2 separate regions of the Homo sapiens genome follow, and region 2 is linked to region 1. The links are chromatin loops, found by intact Hi-C in ENCODE. Cell type or tissue: OCI-LY7. All regions are shown on one strand. Links, peaks and the distances in the headings refer to the core of each region. The heading gives the core; the rest is flanking DNA.

Evidence for each region. Hi-C counts contacts between places; a loop is a spot of excess contacts. Peaks named below come from ENCODE experiments on the same cell type or tissue, not always from the same donor. Only the 100,000 strongest peaks of a DNase experiment are listed, where the experiment ranks them.
Region 2: a loop joins it to region 1, with 3 times the contacts of the local background. A loop is called at or near these places in 1 of 110 quality-filtered maps.

What each region holds. Positions count from the first base shown.
Region 1 is chr2:45,451,143-45,461,868 of GRCh38, forward strand. All of the region lies in intron 16 of SRBD1 (S1 RNA binding domain 1), which reads right to left. Among named protein-coding and RNA genes, the nearest start is that of SRBD1, 150 kb to the right of the region's middle. In OCI-LY7, for the core only: no CTCF peak of the experiment used is centred there; DNase peaks (open chromatin) are centred at 4,429, 4,959, 6,269, 6,609 and 3 weaker places; H3K4me3 peaks cover 4,102 bases; H3K27ac peaks cover 5,000 bases.
Region 2 is chr2:45,723,812-45,734,537 of GRCh38, forward strand. The region is part of intron 1 of PRKCE (protein kinase C epsilon); the gene reads left to right. Among named protein-coding and RNA genes, the nearest start is that of PRKCE-AS1, 54 kb to the left of the region's middle. RefSeq lists enhancers at 5,926-6,005, 6,386-6,525, 8,986-9,493. In OCI-LY7, for the core only: CTCF peaks have their summits at 6,088 (motif pointing left) and 6,287; DNase peaks (open chromatin) are centred at 4,880, 5,470 and 6,220; H3K4me3 peaks cover 2,862 bases; H3K27ac peaks cover 4,426 bases.

The sequences.
Region 1 (10,726 bases), core at 3,462-8,461:
AAATGGGAACTCATTAATATGAAATTGTTTGTTTCTCATTAAGTGATCATAGTCTTGGACTATTTTTTTTAATTGCACTTGAATGGATTATGCCATACAGAATGAAATGTAGCCTCAAGTTTTGGCATTTATTCTCACCGTCTTTACAGACATAGATGATGGTATCCCCTAACTTTACGGGGGTGAAATTATTGAACATATGAAAAATATTATTTCGCTTTTCAGAATACCAAAGGTAATAAAAATACTGTGCATTAATATTGCACCTTTCTTCCAAGAAAAAGTCCCTTATTGGCAATTATACAATAAACTGATATTAAATGACAGAGTACTAGGTATGACATACTATCAGAGATTTTGTGGAAGAGAGATAGCATTCATGAGATACACATCACTTTTCTTTGAGAAAATACTCTGCAGAAGATCTGCCGGCATACAGTATCTTCAGAGACACACAACAGCAAAAAGATTAATCAGAAAATAGAATTTTAAAATTGTTCCACAACTTAGAAAGTGGTAAAGCACAAATATCCTCCAAACTTTTTTTTTTTTTTAACATTACATACTTCAACAAGTCTTTTCTTTTTTTTCCATTTGCTGGCAGCAACGAAGAGACTTTAAGTTCATGTAAATGATGGCTCCTCTCAACACCAATGCAATTGTCTGTCTGGGCAGTAGAGATATCAATTTTGATTTTCTTTTATATAAATGAGAGGTAAAAATAAAAACTGATTTTCTTTTACATAAATGAGAGGTAAAAATAAAATGAGAGGTAAAAATAAAAATTGTGGTTAAAAAATTTTAATGTTTCATTAAAATTTTGGGGGATCCCACAGTTAACCAATTTTTATTTGCTTGAAGACTAAGTTTTGTTTACATATTTATTATACTCCGTATTGTTACTTAAATATAAAAACAAAAAGGTATTTAGAAATTAGACTCCCACTCCCAAATAAATGCTACAAACTGTTCAAACCAAAAACTGCTTTCATATGTTAAGGAGTAATTCAGGGACATTAGAATCTGTCTTTAAAATTTTTATTTTACAGTTCAATTTCTCATTTTCAGAAATTTGGGCTTTCACTGTTTTGATAAAAATTTGCCACATCTAACTTAACTGCAGATTTATTTAATTGCTGCAGGATAGTTTAATTAACCTTCTTATTTCTAAGCCAAATTGTGATTCTCTGGTTTCACACGCCTACTTTTACCTGAGAATTTCTCTCAGGCTTATAATCAGCAGCAGCAGTGCCCCCAAGTAAGCATCTAATAATATCCATAATATTTGTATATAAAATTAATTATGCAGAGATATAATCAATCTCAGTACACGTCTTTAACCTTTCCCAAAGAGCTATAACTCATGTTTAGTTAAATACCAATCACATTCTCCATTACAAAGAAAAATACTCTTCATCCTAATTTGAATAAATGAATTTGGTTTTAATACATTTATATGTGTTTCTAAATATAAGATAGCTAAGTCTTGGCATACTGGTGTCTTTTGCTTTAAGAACTTTTCACCTAGTACTATAGCATTCATAGATCTTCCTATGAGAATATCCAATATTTGGTTCTGAATGTTTTTAATTCTTGTGTTCAAACAGCTGTATGGGGTTGTAGAGCTTGTTAAAAAAATTGGTTGTGGTGGGGGGGCGTAAGTTGGTTACCAGTTGTCACCCAAAAATAACAGTTTCTTTTATTAGGGTATTACAAATGCAAATGGTTAATGTGGAATAAACTGTATACTAGGTTTTCGTTAGAATGTCTGAAGCTATCACACAAGGCATTCATCTGCATTCCCTGTTTATGGGGATGAAATACGTAGTCATTTGAAGTCCACAATATGTATACTGTGTTTGTAATAACTGCAGATTTTACAAGCACATTATTCTTTCCATTAGGATTAAAACCTCACCGAATAGCAATTTGTGAAAGAATTCTAGCAGGGCCCAGAGCCCAGAACTCTGACCTCTGATGAGATGCTTGGCAGCAACAAACTCTAGGTCTAGGCAAAACATCTGGTTTGAGTTAGACTTCCTGAAAAAATAGCCCCTGTACTGGGGAAACTGGTATTCACCGAGCTTTGTATATATACTTTGACTGACTTCAACACTGCTATAAGGAAAAAAAAAAAAAAGAAAGAAAAGAAAAGAAAAAGGAAAGAAAGACTCCACTAGAATGCTTGTCAATCATGACAGACTCCTTGGTGGCCCCTCCAGAGTTAAGCACTTTTATTAGCTAGAACAGTCTATTTCTCTCCATTCCTTAAGTACTTTTTTCCACATTATAGTATACAGAAAATACAATAATGTCAAAATAAATTTAAGTTTGTTATTAACAAACAAATTACATTACTTTTAATCACTCCAGGGAAGAAATCACTAAATTTAACTTCATTCTGTTTACATACATGGAGAGAAAAAATGTAAAACATGTTGAGAGTTCCTATAAATTTGGTAAATATTAAAACTCAAAAAAAAATAGCTTCTAACTAGTGTTCCTTTCTTATAAAAATTACAAACTTAAATGTGGTAGTGATGTTTATTGCAAAGAGGTTCTTTCTGTTTTTGTTTTTAATCTTCACTGCAAATCTGATGAAAAACAAAACTCAGAAATTACTCCTCTAATATATACAGAGAGAGACTAGAGAAAAAGTTCTGGGTTAACATACAAATATAAAATAATTTGGAGACAAAACATTCTTTTTAAAGATTCTTCTGCTCATTTTCCTCTTCTGATAAGCAACTTTAGTAGGACAAATGTGGCAATTCGTCCACTGCAATTAACATAAATCTCCAGTTCATTTTAAACCTATCAAAATGTGAGTATTAAATTATTCCAACATTCTTATATACACAGTCTTTCGAAGCAGAGTTCTTACAGGTCAGATTGAAGACAGCCTCAAACTATGAATGGTGCTACAAAAGGAAAAAGCGTTATCTAGCAGGATCTATTAGCCAAAGACTAATGTACAGCCCTAACAGAAGCATAAAAGCAGGATATTACAATGTGGTATTCCCTATCTTGCCTAAGATTTTATTTGAATTTCTAGTAAAAGCAAAAATGTAATCCAATTTACCCCATTGTCAATGTGTAAGATCGTGGTACTGTGAGATAATGACTGGGAGCATGATTCACTTTGAAAGACCTGGGAGAGTTTTGTCAATCTCAGGTGGTGGTAAATTGCCATTTTATCTTTCTATATATCACCTTAATTTAATTATTCCCTTTGTGAGTAGAAGTGTAAACTTATTTAAATTTAGTGTTTTGAAAGAACAGTGTGGAATATAATACAAATTAATAGTTGTACATTTCTTTAGGTACAAATTTACTTTTCCACCCAACGGCACTGTGAAGGACTCCATTGAATAGTAACATGTTATAAAACATCAATCTAATTGTCCAACAAATATCAGCAGTTTGCAAACCCCACTTTTACCACACTTTAGGGAGCAATTTAGGAATAATTATGATTACTTACACTCTGCTTGCAGGTAAAAAATAAAGTCTTATTGACCAAACTCAAGCGATAGTCTGCTCTAAGTTCCTCAGAGTTCTTACAATGCACGAACATTTGTTTGTCTACTTCTCACAAACAGCACGGTTTTTCATGTGTCACAATCATTCAGCAAATTATGAACATTGTTATATCTTAACATTATAAATTTTTAAAAAGCACATTCATATTTCTATCACAAAATCTTGTTTCTATTCTAATTTGAATCAACAGAATAATCACAGAAAGTAAGAAGTAAAAAATTTTACTTCTCCAAGCTTTGTTTCTTGAATCCATAATTTTTATATATTTTAACAAAGTTTTCCTTTGCCAGTTTTGGGTAAATATTATGTAGCTCAAATTTAGCATCTCTTTTCTCCACACTCTTAAAATCTCCTTGTGTACACCCACCACACACACAATTCCTCTACACTTCTTAGTTTGCTATAAAATGTTTTTCTAAGATATTCATTTTGACACAAAAGTTAATGAAGGACATGACAAACTCTTTTCATTTAAATTTAATTTTTAAGAGAATATATTCTGAAATTAAATGCAGATTAATATTAGTAAATTTCTATAAGGGTGAATTTACTTTTCCACTTCAAAACCAGAATAAAGTAAACCAGTTCATTTCAGAAAGAAGGCAGAAGCATTTTTTAAAAACTGTGTAAGAATGTATGCAGCATTATCATACGTATTTATATGTAATCGTATTGCAGGTATGTGATAGTAGATTTAGGAATAGAGTTTTTAGAATAATCATCACCTGGGCTGCCTAAATTATTTTTGAAAGACTGCTTTCCCTTAAACCTGACTGTACAACAATCTATATTTAGGTCAGAGCAAAAACATAAATGTGCGTAACTTGACATGTGTAATCTTTTCATTTTGTCTGATGATGATAAAGAGGAAAGCCATTATCCTAACTCTGAAGGCCACTCAGAGGGAAACCCTCTGAAGCATAGGGAAGGGGACTTCCCTGTCACCCCCCTTCTGATAGGGATAACAAGCAAACATTTTCTCCCTGACACAACTTTGCAATGTATGTAGTTAGTTAAATCCTGCGAGTACAGATTTTTTTAAAGTTGACTTTAACAATAAATAGTAACCAAAAAATAAAAAATAAAAAAATAACAGTGGTGATTTTGTGTTCTAGTAGTACTTTTACCCTGGAATTAAACAGCAAATTTTCTTTCCAAAAGAGCATGTCACTGCTAACCCTGTGCATTTTTGAAAGCTATTGCCACAAAGACACATTTATAAAATAAGCCCCACTTGTTAAAACTGTAACATTGCCACCATCACTACAGTTTCACCTTAGTGACTTAAATAAATATACATAAAGTAATAAACACTATATGTTTTATAGAGTTCTGTGAACCAGAAAAAAAAAATCACCTTACTAAATAACCTCCTGGCAAATGCAAAAGAAAAGCTAAATTTGGTTTGCTCATATTTTCTGAGTCCCCAGAATATAAAAAGCAGTGGGGGAAAGCTTGTTTAACTGAAAGACTTCTGCTTATTTCATTTTCCACACTGGCCTTTCTGGAAAGTAAGGGGAAAAAAAGTATTAAACAGGAAAGAATGAAACAATTAGAAAACGGCAATCAATATATTCTATGTTTTAAGATGACCTTGATAGAAATTTTTCTGCTGACCGAGGTGAGAGACTGAAAATAAGCTCTGTAAGAATCAGACAGGATGGCCTGCTATCCCAGGTGGTCAAATGTCCAGCAAGTAAGTTAACCCTTTTGTTTTCTTGACAGTTAAGTGATGGTAAAAAAAACTTTCCATGCTACTGCTGTTAGATGGTTCTCATGTCAAATGTTTATTCAGAATTGAGGGACAGAAAATATTAATGGCTACTGTCATATAACCAATGTTAAAAAATATATTGTTTCAGACTTGCTAATACATAATGGGCATTTTGTAAAGTTTGAGTATAATTTTCGAGTCATCACCTGGATGCTATCAATAACAACAACACTTATTTTAAATAGCCCCAAATTACATACAGTTGAGTAAATTTTAATTTGTTTTCATTTAAGGTCTTCTAAAGTTGAGGCCAGCATGCTGAAGAAAAATATTAAACTATCTATAACCCTGTGTCAACATATGATGCTACTGGGAATGCTAAGTGAATTAATTTTCCAAGGAAAATTAATTACTTATGACTTACAGTTGTAAAAGCAAACAACGTAACTCTGGATTAGGGCACGTTTAATTTCTGTTTGTAGTAGCGATTAAATTAATTTCATTTAATTCATGGTATGTAATGGAAAGCAGAACAAAAATGAAATTCCAGACAATGGCTGACATAGAAAATGTATATATTTATGAAGCCGATCCAAAAATAAAGGTCATGGATATTAATCACTGGATAATAGACCTGTATTTTTAATGGCTCTATAATAATGGGTTTTTATAGCATCATTTTTGAAAAAGTATTATCAAATAGAAAAGTCTAACACAGAGAAACAAAATATAAAACTGTAACAATATCCTGTAACATCGCCTAATACTCCTCCCTGTCACCCCAAAGAAGGCCACTGGAATAAGGATTTACACATCTTTTATTTATAACTGAATAATTTTTGTCCACACAGATTTGGGAAGCTAAAATTAAAAATACCATTACATGATTTGCGGATGAAGTTCTTAAAATTACAACTTTTTTCCCTTGACACCCAACTACTAAAGTGCTTTGAAAATGGATCATCTGTGATTCAACTGACTGAATTATGCACCTGAGCACTACTAGGACAACAGATTTTGGCCAACAGAGCCCTAAGAATACATGCACAGCTGTGCATATGAAAATATTCACCTTTTATATGCCACCACTTCCTACCTGCTCCAATTAAGCTAGAAGTAATCTTTTTATTTCAAATCTCAACTTCATGGTATAGCTAATATTTTAAGATAAAGAAACAAATCTTGCCTTGATACTAACTGCAATTAAATAGTTTAAAGTAATATAAGAAATGTCATTCTCACGGCGTATGTTAAAAAAATACCCCGACAAACACTTCATGTTCTGGTAAAAACCTAAATATTAACTGTCACTAGCCACCTGGTGAAATCACTGATAGTCTAATTCAGCTAACATTTGGGAGCTGTTGACTTCAAGAGACCAAGAAATTTGACACGTGCATTTAAACTAAAATATTTTCAAGGACTTATGCTTTTAGAAAAAAATGTAGGTGTAAACTTCAGATGAAAAACAGTACAAACACAATGCAAATGAGAATAGAAACTATACTCATACAAAATATGCTTTTCAAAATTTGACTTTTTACAAATTTTAAACTAAATTATTCCCTTTCCTAGTTACAGCTCATATCTCAAAAAGCACTTACTATTCACATATTCTCTTTTAAAATAAAAATTAATTTATGTAATGTCTTTGAGATCAAAGAGAAAATAATATATTCTAAAATCCATTATAATTTTAAACCTATCAAACCAAGGAGAACTTGTGATGTTACTTTGGAGTTTATGAAAATAAAAAATTTTGGCACTGTAGCTTTTAAGGGGATTTTTCTGAACTATCTCTGCAATGTCAAAAGATTAATTGAAGAGAGAAACTTTTCCATTCTGAGAGAAGCTGTGACCTGAGCGTGATTAGAAAACATTTGTTTTATTTTGAAGGGTAAAACTAAATGAAACAACAGAAGCCTCACCCTTTCTGGCTTGTTTTCCTAAAACACAGGATTACCTTTATTTCAAAATGGGCTTCACTCAGCATAAGCCAGACTGAAAGTAGTCTGTTTACAAAATGGCCTAAATTAAGTCTCTTTAGAGTAGGAGGTACATTCAGCTATTTTTCTGCTACTAAAGCTACCCAGAAGACTGAAACATCATCTTGGACCCTCTGACAACTTTATTTCCTTTCACACTTGGCTTCAAAATTAGAACAGTGTTTTAAGAAAAAAGACAAAGACAGAAACAAGCAACCATATCCTTCTTCATCAGAACAAAATCTGTCCTGTTATCCACATCAGTGCTGCCTTACTACATTTTTGAAAACAGAATGCTTTTCAGATTGGCAGTGGAGTCTACAAGAGAGGGAAGAGTTACACCAATACTTCCTTTTTAGAACACACACAAAACACCCTCTACATTCCCTTAAGTCTGAAATGAATTTCAGAAGTCTCTTCAGGTATTTTATTACAACTCACATTCATATTTCAGTAGAATGACTACAGGGGAATCACTAATTTTTTATGTAAACTATGACGTTTTGGCAAATATTATATGACCAACTATAAATCCACAAGTCTCAAATACTAAAGAGTTGGTAATTACATGATGAGAAACAGCTTGATTAGGGGAGAGGAAAGGCAGGCTGTCAACAAACAAACAGCTGTTTCTTATTGCCAACCGATAACCAGATCATGCATCCCAACAAACTACAGAGTTTGTTTCTGTTGTTGCTGCTGTGTTTGTTTTTAAGCATTCTACCCTCTTCCACTCCCACCTCCAAAATACTGAGTCAATTTAGATGTGAACCACAACAGAAGAATCAGATACACAAGGATAACAAGTAAAACACTATAGACTTACAAAAAATTCTGTAGGTAATAACTAACAGAAGTTTAAAGTGTACTTTCCAATTCAACTTTAAATGCCTATCTTTCCCTGTGCAACACGTCCTGTCATTACTATTTATAAGAGGCAGGCAATGGGCCTTCACTTCCTCATTCCTGGATTATGACCACAGCAACGCTGCCACTCTCTCTGATCCTTTGTTTTGGAAGCTTTCCCCATTGGCTGCTTCTGTCCTTCCTTTCAGCAGAAAGGAATGAACATGCTTATACCTGACAGGTGTGAACTAAATGACCTTGAGGGTCCCTTGTAACCTGAAATTAAATGATTCAGTGAATATTTGATAAGGTTAGCATATGAATAAACAACAGGAATAAACAGGACCTTAACATCAAAGGTTTAAACAAAGAACTACTAAAGTGAATGAAATTTTTTTGATTTCATGAAGTGAAAACACTTTCACATATGCACCTTGAGGCACTTCCATGTCTAATTTTTTTCCCTTTAACACTCCTTCAGAAAACATATCGGTATCCTTATCTTATTTTCCAAGAAGGTAAAATTACTTTCCCAAGGTGACATGACACATGAGTAGCTAAACCAAGGTCCATAGCTCACTTTGGGGTCCAGGGCTCTGTGTTCTTTCCACTAAACCACACTGAACAAGGATGGTGCCAGTGAAAATGTTTCTGAAATTTTAGTTTAAAGCAGGCTCCTGTCTATGTAAGATCTTTATCTCTCAGGGAAATTTTCACTAAACACACCCTGAATAACCCAACGGCAAGGATGGGCATAGGTCAATGAGCATAGTTATGTGCCCAAGGTATGACTAACCAAGTATTCTAATCTAGAGTCCAAATTTCCTTTTACAAACTTAATGATAAACATTAAGTTTGTAAATTTATCCACAAGAAAACACGTCCTGGCTCACTGCCAACTTCCATGTTCCATTTTATTCACAATCATGCCCTGATCATCTAGCTGACTGGGCTGGATGTCTTCTGCATTCTGCTGCCATCACTGGGTCAGTGTTCAGTTAATGCTAATTCTGGTAGCATGCCCGTAAATTTGTATTTTGAAAAACTAAAAAAAGTTGCTTAAATTTGTCAACACATATCCGACTAGGTTTCAAATCGTAAAAGAGGTTTGGATCACTTTTTTAAAAGGCTGGTTGTATTTCACACCATATGAGGGGGGTTCTGAATGAGGAACTAGGGAACAAACCACCTCTTCAAAAGGCAGCTCACAGAAGGTTGGAAGGGAGTCGAGGAAACAGGCACATAGCAAGCAGGCACAGAAGGAAATGCTGAGGAAGGCAGGGAAGAGCAAGGATACACTTGAAATTATGGCTTCTCTATTATCTATGTTTTAAAAATAACTTATGTTCTGCATTGGTTTGTGGTGGGCATTTAGAAGAGAGAAAGGAAGAGTAACAGACTTTTCAAAACCAACTCCCAAGAATAACTTCTTAAATCTCAACTTTATAAAAAGTAGCAAAACCATTATGAACACAAATTCTCTTTTAAAAATTTAAATGCTGGCTTACATAGTATCAAAGATAACTCTCTTGAAATGTCCAGGACATAGTTTAATTCTACTAGTGAAGACATCTGAAAGTTTGAGAGGCCCAACCAATGCCATTAAAACGAAGTTATGCCTACAATCCAATTTTAAAATGAAATTTCTACCTCAATCTGGGACTGTCCATGATCATTACTAATCACCACTATGGAAGCAGTTTCAAAGTAGATACAAAGTCACCAGGAATGACTGGTCATGATGACCGAATAACAACCCAACCAGGCGTGCCAGCGCTCCCTCCCAGTCTACCCTGTTTACAGAAACCACAGGCGTGGACCTCTCTCCTCTATAGCCTGTCTTTAAACTACACAAATAATGTATCTCCTGGACTTTGTCAACTCTCCTGGGGAAGTGTTATGAAGGAATGACACAATTTTTAGAGTAAATGTAGGGATCTGAAGAGAAATGTGGTGTGCCACTCCAAAGAAGCAGAGATAAAATATAAAACGGATTGTTATCCTTCCTTTCATGGAGACTTGTAATGTTCCAGATATAAAATACCTTAATTGTTGGCAGTTAAATGGCTTACTGATTTCCAAGTCTTCCTGTCTGTTAATGGTTGGTACTTGGCACATCTGGAAAATGACGGAGTCTTTCAAAAATACTGCTGGGAAGATGACCTGTTTTCACTCTCTCTCTAGGCAGGTTCACATCACCAGATGATGCTGGATATGGCTCCACTCCAAGGAAAACAACCTTTTCTTGGTCTTTCAATGGCTGTTTATGAGTATACAACAAGTGCTTTCTATATACTGCAAACTCGTTAGACAGACAAGTCCCTCTGTCAATCCCACTCTACAGTGCATATGCTTCTGTGTGGTACACATCCCCACCTTCTCCCATAACTGACGCCGCCCCTACTTTTAAACCTCAGAGATTCAACTGCCCCCCCCAACTTTTAAATCTCAGAGATTCTCTTACAAGATATTAATTTTCTTTTCCACTATGGATCTGCTTAAAAATGCATCCTACAAAAGGGAAGAACAGGTGCCTCATTTTCCTTGACTCTTATTTGACTTCAGATAGTTATCGTCATTCATTGAGAGCTTAGAATATTGACTTATTCTGTGGAGTCCTCTTCTGAGATAGATGTGG
Region 2 (10,726 bases), core at 3,144-8,143, 270 kb after region 1:
CCAGGCTTGTCTCAAACTCCTGACCTCGTGATCTGCCTGCCTCGGCCTCCCAAAGTGCTGGGATTACAAAGGTGAGCCACTGCAACCAGCCCAATACATGTTCTTTTAATTTGTTCATTCTGTGATGACATAGTCTGTTCTTACATTCTTTGAGGAGACCCTGCTTTCAGCTCTCATTTTGAGCAGCTAGCAGTCTAGAACCTCCACTTTTCACTTCCTGGCTTCAGACTCTGGGCAGTGTGCTGGCATCTTGCTATATGCAGGCACACCTTGTTTTATTGCACTTCGCAGATGTTGTGCTTTTTACAGATTGGAAGTTTGTGGCAAGCCTGTGTCAGTCAAGCCTATGGCACCATTTTTCTAATAGCATATGTTCACTTCATGTCTCTGTGTCACATTTTGGTCATTTCTGCAATATTTCAAACTTTTTGGTACAATTACGTTTGTTTGATGTTACTATTATAACTGTTTTGGAGTGGCGTGAATTGCCCCCATATAAGATGGTGAACTTAATTGATAAATGTTGTGTGTGTCCTTACTGCTCCTCCAACTAGCCATTTCCCTGTCTCTCTCCCTCTCCTTCAGCCTCTCTAATTCTCTGAGACAAAATGATATTGAAATCAGGCCACTTAATAACCCTACAATGACCTCTAAGTGTTCCAGTGAAAGGAAGTCTCAGAGCTCTCACTTGAAATCAAAACTAGAAATGATGAAGCTTAGTGAGGAAGGCATGTTGAAAGCTGAGACAGCTGAAAGCTAGGCCTCTTGCACCAGACGGCCAAGTTGTGAATGCAAAGGAAAAGTTCTTGAAGGAAATTAAAAGTATTGCTCCAGTAAATACACGAATAAGAAAGTGAAACAGCCTTACTGCTGATACAGAGAAAGTTTGAGTGGTCTGGATAGAAGATCAAACCAGCCACAACATTCCCTTAAGCCAAAGCCTACTCCAGAGCAAGGCCCTAACTCTCTTTAATTCTATGAAGGTTGACAGGTAAGGAAGCTGCAGAAGAAAAATTGTAAGCTAGCAGAGGCTAGTTTATGACGTTTAAGGAAAGAAGCCATCTCCATAACATAAAAGTGCAAGGTGAAGCAGCAAGTGCTGATGGAGAAGCTGCAGCAGGTTACCCAGAAGATCTAGCTAAGACCGCTGATGAAGGTGGCTACAATAAACAACAGATTTTCAATGTAGATTAGAAGTTGCTATCTAACACTTTCATAGCTAAAGAGAAATCAATACCTGGCTTCAAAGCTTCAAAGGCCAGCCTGTCTCCCTTATTAGGGGCTAACACAGCTGGTGACTTTAAGTTGAAGCCAGTGCTCATTTACCATTCTTTACATTCTTAAGAATTATGCTGATTCTATTCTGCTCGTGCTCTGTCAATGGAATAACAAAGCCTGGATGATAGCACATCTGTTTACAGCATGGTTTACTGAATATTTTAGCCCACCATTGAGACCTGCTCAGAAAAAGATTTCTTTCAAAATGTTACTGTTCATTGACAGTGCACCTAGTCAACCAGGAGTTCTGATGGAGATGTACAAGGAGATTAATGTTGTTTTCATGCCTGCTAATACAACATCTATTCTACAGCCCATGGATCAAGGAGTAATTTTGACTTTGAAGTCTTATTGTTTAAGAAATACATTTCATAAGGCTTTAGCTGCCATAGATATTGATTTCTCTGATGGATTGGGGCAAAGTCAATTGAAAACCTTCTGGAAAGGATTCACCATTCTAGATGCCATTAAGAACACTCACATCTGTAATCCCAGCACTTTGGGAGACCGAGGCGGGCAGATCACGAGGTCAAGAGATCGAGACCATCCTGGCCAACATGGTGAAATTCCATCTCCACTAAAAATATAAAAATTAGCTGGGCGTGGTGGCACGCACCTGTAGTCCCAGCTACTTGGGAGGCTGAGGCAGGATGATCGCTTGAACCCGGGAGGCGGAGGTTGCAGTGAACCGAGATCACATCACTGTACTCTAGCCTCTTGACAGAGTGAGACTCCATCTCAAAAAAAAAACAAAAAACCGCCACCAACAACAAAAAAACCCACATTCATGATGCATGGGAGGAGGTGAAAATTTCAACATTATCAAAAATTTGGAGGAAGTTAATTCCAGCTCCGTGGATGACTTTGTGGGTTTCAGTACTTCAGCTGGGAAAGTCACTGCAGATGTGGTAGAAATAGCAAGAGAACTAGAATTAGAAATGGAGCCTGGCGATGTGACTGGATTGCTGCAGTCTCTTGACCAAACTTGAACGGATGAGGAGTTGCTTCTTAGGGAAAAACAAAGAAAGTGGTTTCTTGAGATAGAATCTATTCCTGGTGAAGATTCTGTGAATAACGTTGAAATGACAACAAAGGATTTAGAATATTACATTCACTGATAAAGCAGCAGCAAGGTTTGAGAGGATTGACTCCAATTTTGACAGAAAATGCCATCAAACAGTGTCACATGCTACAGAGAAATCTTTTGTGAAAGGAAGAGTCCATTATGTGGCAAACTTCATTGTCTTATTTTAAGAAATTGGCATAGCAATTTCTTGCTGTGGGGTTGCCACAGCCACCCTGACCTTCAGCAATCACTACCCTGATCAGTCAGCAGCTGTCAACATCGAGGCACGATTCCCCAGCAGCAAAAAGATTACAACGTGTGCTAAAGGCTCAGATGGTCATTAGCATTTTTCTTAGCAATAAAGCACTTTTCAATTAAAGTATGTACATTTTTAGACATAATTACATCGTACACACAATAGACTACATATAGTGTAAACATAAATTTACGTACACTGGGAAACAAAATATTTTTATGACTTGCTTTATTATAGTTATCTGGAACTGAACCTTCAATATCTCTGATGTATACCTGTACTTTTGATTCTCAGGATACATTCTTCTAAAAAATATTGCTGATTTAAGGGGTCAGATATGTCCTGGGAGCCTGTGGCTACTGATCCTATTGCCTCGGTCATCAGCCCTCCTGTTTTCCTAGGTGACATAGAGGGCTTGTAGGGTGGCTGTAGGGTGGTGGAAAAAGAAGCAGAACTGAATTCCAGGGCTGACTTTGCTGCTTGTTAGCTGGGTGACCTTGGGAAAACCACTTAACCTTTCTGGCCCTTACTTTCCTCATGGGAAATAAGATTAAAAATGTATGCGAAGGCTTAATATTGACAAGCTCTATTGAGTTTGAGATTTGACCTTAGAGTTTTTATTAATAGACCTGCCATTTGCTAAGCAAATTTTCTAGATAAAGATGTATACCTGGATGCATGTCATAGTACAGTCCCTGTTTGCCCAAGGTGAAGTTAATTTTATGTGATGGGGCAGAGTTAATCCTTGTTAGGCAAATGATGCAGTCTTCTCCGGAGTAGAAAACTGTGTAGACAAGAACAGCTTACCTACCTCTTAAGGCCATAGTTATTTATTTAGCATAAACCAAATACATGGTGATAAGGGAGATACAGTAAGATCTTTTGGAAGTCTTTTTATGGAAACTGATGTGTATTGAAGGTAGAAGACAAGCAATGGCGGAATGTTGTGTATGTCCAACCAGTGCACAAAAGTGGGAGTGGGTACCTCTAATGGGAGAGATCACTGGGGGCTTCCCGGAGGACGGGGTTCAAACTCTGCCTAAAGGATAAGGATAAGAGGATTTGGACTAGGAGGGAGGGCATTCCAGGTAGCTTAGAGGATTTGACCAAGCTTTTGTACAACATCTGTCATTCCACCCAGATGTTCTGCTGGCCATCATTTGCTCCCTGATGCCTTTAGTTTCTTGCCATTGCATTGGTTGGACTCTGCTTCTTGACTTCACATTGGGGCATGTGTTTTATTTTATTTTATTTTATTTTTAAGACGGAGTCTCGCTCTGTCACCCAGGCTAGAGTGCAGTGGTGCGATCTCGGCTCACTGTAACCGCTGGCTCCTGGGTTCAAGCGATTCTCCCGCTTCAGCCTCCTGAGTAGCTGGGATTACAGGTGCCCGCCACCACACCCAGCTAATTTTTGTATTTTTAGTAGAGACGGGGTTTCACCATGTTGGTCAGGCTGGTCTCAAACTCCTGACCTCGTGATCTGCCTGCCTCGGCCTCCCAAAGTGCTGAGATTACAGACGTGAGCCACCGGGCCCAGCCAGGGCATGTATTTTTACAGTAAACTCTGGGAAGCCAAGATGGAAAATAAAGCCCTTACTGGCTTAAACCAGGCTGAGGGAGATGGTCTCTTGAGTAAACACCATGCCTCGCTTTCTGTTTAAGCGTATCTTTTCTTTTCAAGCCTGCTCCTTCTGTGTAAGTGTATTTTTCAAAGTGTGACTCCACATCCTTTCAGAAAGTCCTTCGTATCCCATCAAGGGAGTAAGGTGATGGGTGAGAAGCTACTCTAAATAAATTAAGGGTAGTATCTGTTTTGGCTTCAAAGGGCAAAGGATCAAGGTTAGGGCAAGTAGAAATTTCTCCCTCTTGATTTTAAGTGAAATTTTTTATTTTTATTTTTATAAGACCCTAATTGCCTGCTTCATACCTAGAAGGCCAGAAACATTCCTGGATGTTGGACTAGCAAGCCAGAGAACAATCTAAGCAATGCCATTTCACTGGCCCCTTCTTCACCAGAACCCTTCCCCCAATAGTCCCATGCCCAAACACACGCACTCTTCACAGTATCCTCTTGTGCATGCTGCTTGCTTTGAGGGTGGTGCAAGTGCTATTGGGTGTCATTTTATATTACAGTTGTAATGCCCACGTGCCGCTGGAATCTTTGTATCTTAGTCACAGACTTCTAGAGTGTCTGAGCTGGAAGGAACCTTCATTCTCAGCCCCTTGTTTTACAGATGGGGAACTGAAAGCCCCCAGGTTGCCTGACTGTAAGTTGAGGTCTGTCTTCACCAGTTCATGGTTTGTTTTCAGTATCTGAGCAATAACAGCTGCTAATTATTGAGGCCCTGTGCTGAGTGCTTTTCATGCATCATGTCACTTATTTTTCATAACAACTGTATGAGGAAGGTATGACCATCATCTCTCCTTTAAGGTTAGAGAGGTTGAGTAATGTGTTTAGAGTTGGGTGTTGGAGCTGGGTGTTAGCAAAGATTTGAACTCAGTATACGGTGGCACTGGGGCACTGGCTCCTAACTGGTAGGCTGTGCTGCACTGTGTTTGCCAAGTGAGGCTGCCTCTATTCCCACTTCTTCCCTCACTTCCCATCGTCTTTCTTTTTCACTGCCCCACCAGGGATCTTGCTCTCAACTTGCCAAGGTAGGATTCCGACCATGGCTACCATGATGACTTGGAAGCCTGGACTCCAAAGGAAGGAGTTCCAAAGCCTTGATCAATGGAACAGAGGCATTGTCCTTGGGACCCGAAGGAGCTGATACCACGTCACTTATACCAGGATCCTTGCTGGTTAATTCACATAGGGCGGTGGAGGACACAGTGCAGTCTCTGTTTGCACTGGCTTATGGGAGACTGAGCAAGATAGAGTAGAGAGAAAGTAGATGAAAGGTGCCATGAAAGCCATCCTCAGCTCAAGCCTGTGTCTTCTTAGCAGGGGTCATTGCATCCTCTTTATTATCAAAGGGTGTGATCCTAATACGCTTATGAGACAGCCAGTGTAGATGTGATATCAAGCCAGCTCGGCCCTCCCTGGAGCCTCCATCATATGCATCTATGTGTCCCCCTTCATTACTTTCCGATTCCTTTTCCCCCTCCTACAGCAATAGCCTGAAGGATATTTTTAGGCCCCAGTGAGGCTGTGATCACTGACCCTTGGCTTCTGAAAATTTTTACACCGTTTTGAAGGGATGTGCATACTCAGGAATACAGCTATTTTTGAATCTGTACTAGAGATTCTAGGCTGTATCCTCCATGGGGGCTTATTTTTTAAGTTTGAGCAGAAAATATTCCAAGGGACATTGGTAGTGTAATGGATGATGAGCCTGTATGCTGATGCTGATTAGGCCAGAGTGGGTCCAGACTGCTCTGGCCATCCTTGACCGGAGGAAGAACTAGTACGTCCACCTTGCCTCAAGGGGAGCAGATCTGTCAATGGCTCAAAGCCTGGAGTGCAGTTCCTACTAGCTCCACCTGGAGTCTTAAAAGAGGAACAGATCAGCATGGAGGAGATCTTTGGGTCCTGGGCATTTTGCATTTTTTAAGGGTATAGAGTCATACTTTTATAGTTCAACAACATTGACAAGAATGGATGTTTTGAGTCCGTTGGTTAACCTTGGATTTGAAAAGAGGAAGAAAAACAGAAACCACACATTAGCAGGGCAGCACTGAGGTTACAGTCATGTTACCATAGACGCCAGGCTTGAAGAGCCGTTTGGGGACAACAGAGCACAACACTGGAAAAATAAATTTTTTAGAGACAGGGTTCCGCTCTGTCACCCAGACTTGAGTGCAGTGGTGCTCACTGTAACCTCAAGTTTTTGGGCTCAAACAACCCTCCCATCTCAGCCTCCTGGGTAGCTAGGATTACAGGTGTGGGCCACCATACCCAGCTAATTTTTTATTTTTTATTTTTGTAGAGATGGAGTCTTGCTGTGTTGCCCAGGCTGGTCTCAAACTCCTGGCCTCAAGTGATCCTCCTACCTTGGCCTCCCAAAGCTCTGGGATTACAACTGTGAGCCACCAGTTGTAATTTTTTTTTTTTTTTTTTTCCCGAGACAGAGTCTCACCCTGTTGCCCAGGCTCGAGTACAGTGGCACAATCTCGGCTCACTGCGACTTCTGCCTCCTGGGTTCAGGCAATTCTTGTGCCTCAGCCACCTTAGTAGGTGGGATTACAGGTGTGCACCACCACACCTGGCTAATTTTTGTATTTTTAGTACAGACAGGGTTTCACCCCATTGGCCAGGCTGGTCTCAAACTCCTGGCCTTAAGCTATCTACCCGCCTCAGCCTCCCAAAGTGCTAGGATTACAGGTGTGAGCTACCATGCCTGGCAAGCACAACATTTTTAATTTTCAAGAGCTACCAGTTTCTTTTCTGTCTCTGAAGAGACACTTCTCCCAAGGAAATTTCCATTAAAAAATTAATTTTGTGTGTCTGCCCGACAGATCATGGGAGACAGAGTGCTGTTATTTGTAAAACATTTTTAAAAATACATTTTTACCTTTATGGAGCAATGATATTCCTGGATTTATCTAAAAGGAAAATCTGACTGGTGTGGAAGAACAAGTGGAAGCTGTTAATGAAAATTTTGAAGTGAAGGAAATAGGAATGTGGGAATAGTGGGAGCCTGGGTGTTCTCTAACCAGGGAGAACTCTCAGGCAGAAAGTGGCTACTGTGGACAGTTTAGAGACTGGTGAGTTTAGGGCCTGTTGATTTCTGTTATTAGTTAGCATTGGCCTTTGTGTTTAGAGAGGAAGATGGTTATTACAGCTAGTGTCAGGAGAGCAAGGGGTGTCTTAATGGAGTTATGCACAGTTTTTGCCTATGACAACTCAGCCTCTTGGGCTCAGAGCATTCACTTAGACAGAGCAGCTCCATTCCTTGTGGTTTTCTGGTCAGTATTTTAGGACCATCAGTTCTGTGGCTCATGCAGGTGTGATGTATAAATGTCTGGCCTGGGAGAGATGCCAAAAAAGAAGTGGGGAGATGGAGTAAAAATCATTTGTCTGGAGGTTTTTCATTTACTGAGTCTCTTCAGGAAACTGGGAGAAGTTGAGTTTCCTTCCTTAATTCTCAAGTTCATTTTAGACATGAGAGAAAGAGACTCAGAGACATTAAGTGTCTTGGATTTTGTAGTTACTAATGGGGAAACCTAAGCCTGAAAACCAAGAATTTTCTGAATTCCTGGAATTTTTTTTTTTTTTTTTTTTTTTTGAGGCAGGGTCTCACTCTGTTGCCCAGGAAGAAGTGCAGTGGTGCAAACATTGCTCCCTGCAGACTTGACCTCCTAGGCTCAAGTGATGCTCCTACCTCAGCCTCCCAAGTAGCTGGGACCATGGGTGTGTGCCACCACACCTGGCTAGAATTTTTTGTAGAGACAAGGTCTCACCGTGTTACCCAGGCTGGTCTTGAACTCCTGGGCTCAAGGTATCCTCCCAAAGTGCTAGGTTTACAGACATGAACCAGTGTACCTGGCCAATTCCTGGAGCTTTTTACTGCTACAGACTGCCATGTGATTCAAATTAGGCTTTCAGAATGACCTCCTACTCCACAGAACTCCATTTTCACTGTCAGCCACAGTCCTAGAAATTCCACCCTTAGAAAGTCTTTCCTGTAAGTTAAACCTTGTTATGAGTAGTTAAAATACAGATGTCCTAGAGAAGGGCCATACCATCTTATCAGTCATGTGAACCTCAGTATAAATGAAATTTATGAGAGCTTTTTTTTGGAACAGACTGTCATTGGAGAGGGAGGAAAGAATATGGGGGCCCTGGACATCCTAGGGCAGGCAAAGGGCTCCATGTCGGGAGGCTAGGGACAGACATGTCTCAGGGACTCAGGTTTTTCTATAGGTGAGCCCTGAATGCCATTTTAAGTACATTCTACCCAGGTTGTTAGTGTTAAAATATTTGGATATGTTGAGGTTCTTCATATGTTAGTATCAACTCACAGGGCAGATTTATGTTTCAGAGTACCTATCATATAACCAGGAGCTTACTAAATAATGAAATACAGTATTATTGGTCATTACCTGTATTAAATAGGTTTATTCATCCATTGATATCCACCTTTTTGAAAAAAGGTTTGAAGTCAGTCTATAATATATATTATATGTTTTACTTATAGCTTACTTTGGGCAGTAGTAGTAGTGGTAACAATAATCATTATAATATCTTAGATGCTGCTTCCTCCAGGAAGTCTTCCCGGATCCTCCAAATCCAGCTACACATAGCTTTCTATGTGCATCTGTAGTGTGTTGCCTGCACCTTCCTCAGCCAGCACCTAACACACTATTTGGTATTTTCCTATTTGTTTATCTGTCTCTTTCACTATCTTTCTCAAATAAGATTCCTCATCTGACCACAGAACAACAACAACAACAAAAAACCGACATGAGTGAACTGTTTTCTGAGTTCTCCTAAAGATGGTACATGATTGGTAATTTTAGATAAACAGGAGAGAAGTTAAATCGTTATAATTAATGGATGTCCTAGATCAAGGGTCGACGACTTTCTTTAAAGGATCAGAGAGTAAATATTTTTAGCTTTGCGGGCCACAGAGTCTCTGCGAAAACAACTTGGCTCTACCATTGTAGTGCAAAAGCAGCCATAGACAATACAAATAAACAAATTTATTTATAAACAAAGGCAGTGACTGAGATTTGGCCCTGGGGCTGCGGTTTACTGGTGATCCCTGTGGCTTAGGGCTTGAGAGTTTACTCCTCTCTCAGAAGCTGGCTGAGGAGGTATCAGACTGACTGCATGTGAGCTTGATGCAGGCAGAGATTCTGACTTGCTTCCCACCTTTCCCCTGGTGGCTGGCCCTGTCCTGGTACACAGTAACTGCTCAACAAATATTAGCTCTTGTTCATTCATTCATTCAACAAGAATTTGTTGAGTGCCTGTTGTGAGCCAGGCATGATTCGAGGAGCTTGGGATATGTGAGCACAGAAAACAGATAAGGTCTCTGTCCTCATGGAGCTCACATTTTAGCAAGGGAAGACAAATAATACGCAAGAAACAGTAAATCATAAATGGTGGGGTATGTGATAAGATGATAAAGGCCACGGAAAAAGAGACATTACTAAGCAAGGTAAGGGGCATTGGAATTCCCTGGGGAGGTGCGGAGTGGCCAGGTTGGGGTGTTATGTGGGCTGGTCAGCACTGGCCTCGTTGAGAGGGTGAGGTTTGAGCAAAGACTTGAAGGAGGTCATGGAGTCAGCCTAGTGGCTGGCCTGAAATGCCCTCTCTCCTCCCTCTCACCGTCTCCACTATCAGCTTTCTTTCTACGCAGCTAAGAGTCTCTCTTCCCCCAAAGTCGTGTAGTAGGAAGCGCTCGGGGCTTCAAGGGACCTGGATTCCAGGCATGGCTCTGCTGGTGACCTCGGTGGGCTCTTTCTGCTCTGCAAGTCATAAGGCCACTTGGGGCCTGCTGGCCCCTGCCTTCTCAGAACAACGATTTTGCTTTGAGCCTGTGCACATGGCATTCATTGTGTAGCAGTTTCATGGGGTGGTCTTAGCTTCAAGGAAAACCTCCTGGAAGGCAGGGGCCATCTCACACTTTTTATATCTGCTGTATAGCAGGTGGCACCATGTGGGCTGCGCAGTTGAGGCTGGGTAATTATGAAGTGCAGTCCAGTGGAAAACATTAAACCCTGGGCTGGGTGCGGTGGCTCACGCCTGTAATCCCAGCACTTTGGGAGTCCGAGGCAGGTGGATCATGAGGTCAATAGATTGAGACCATCCTGGCCAACATGGTGAAACCCCGTCTCTACTAAAAATACAAAAATTAGCTGGGCGTTGTGGCGTGCACCCGTAGTCCTAGCTACTTGGGAGGCTGAGGCAGGAGAATCGCTTGAACCTGGGAGGTGGAGGTTGCAGTGAACAGAGATGGCGCTACTGCACTCCATCCTGGCAATAGAGCAAGACTCCATCTCAGAAAAAAAAAAAAAAAATTAAACTCTGAAATTCAGTTCCATGTCTATAGTTGAGCCTGATTTTACGTAATGCTTGCAGTCCTGAAAGACAGTATACTCATCCATGTAAACGGGGGGGTTGTCTGCGTTAAGTGGTGTGAGCATTGGAAGTTAGCAAATGCCAGTGAGAGAAGC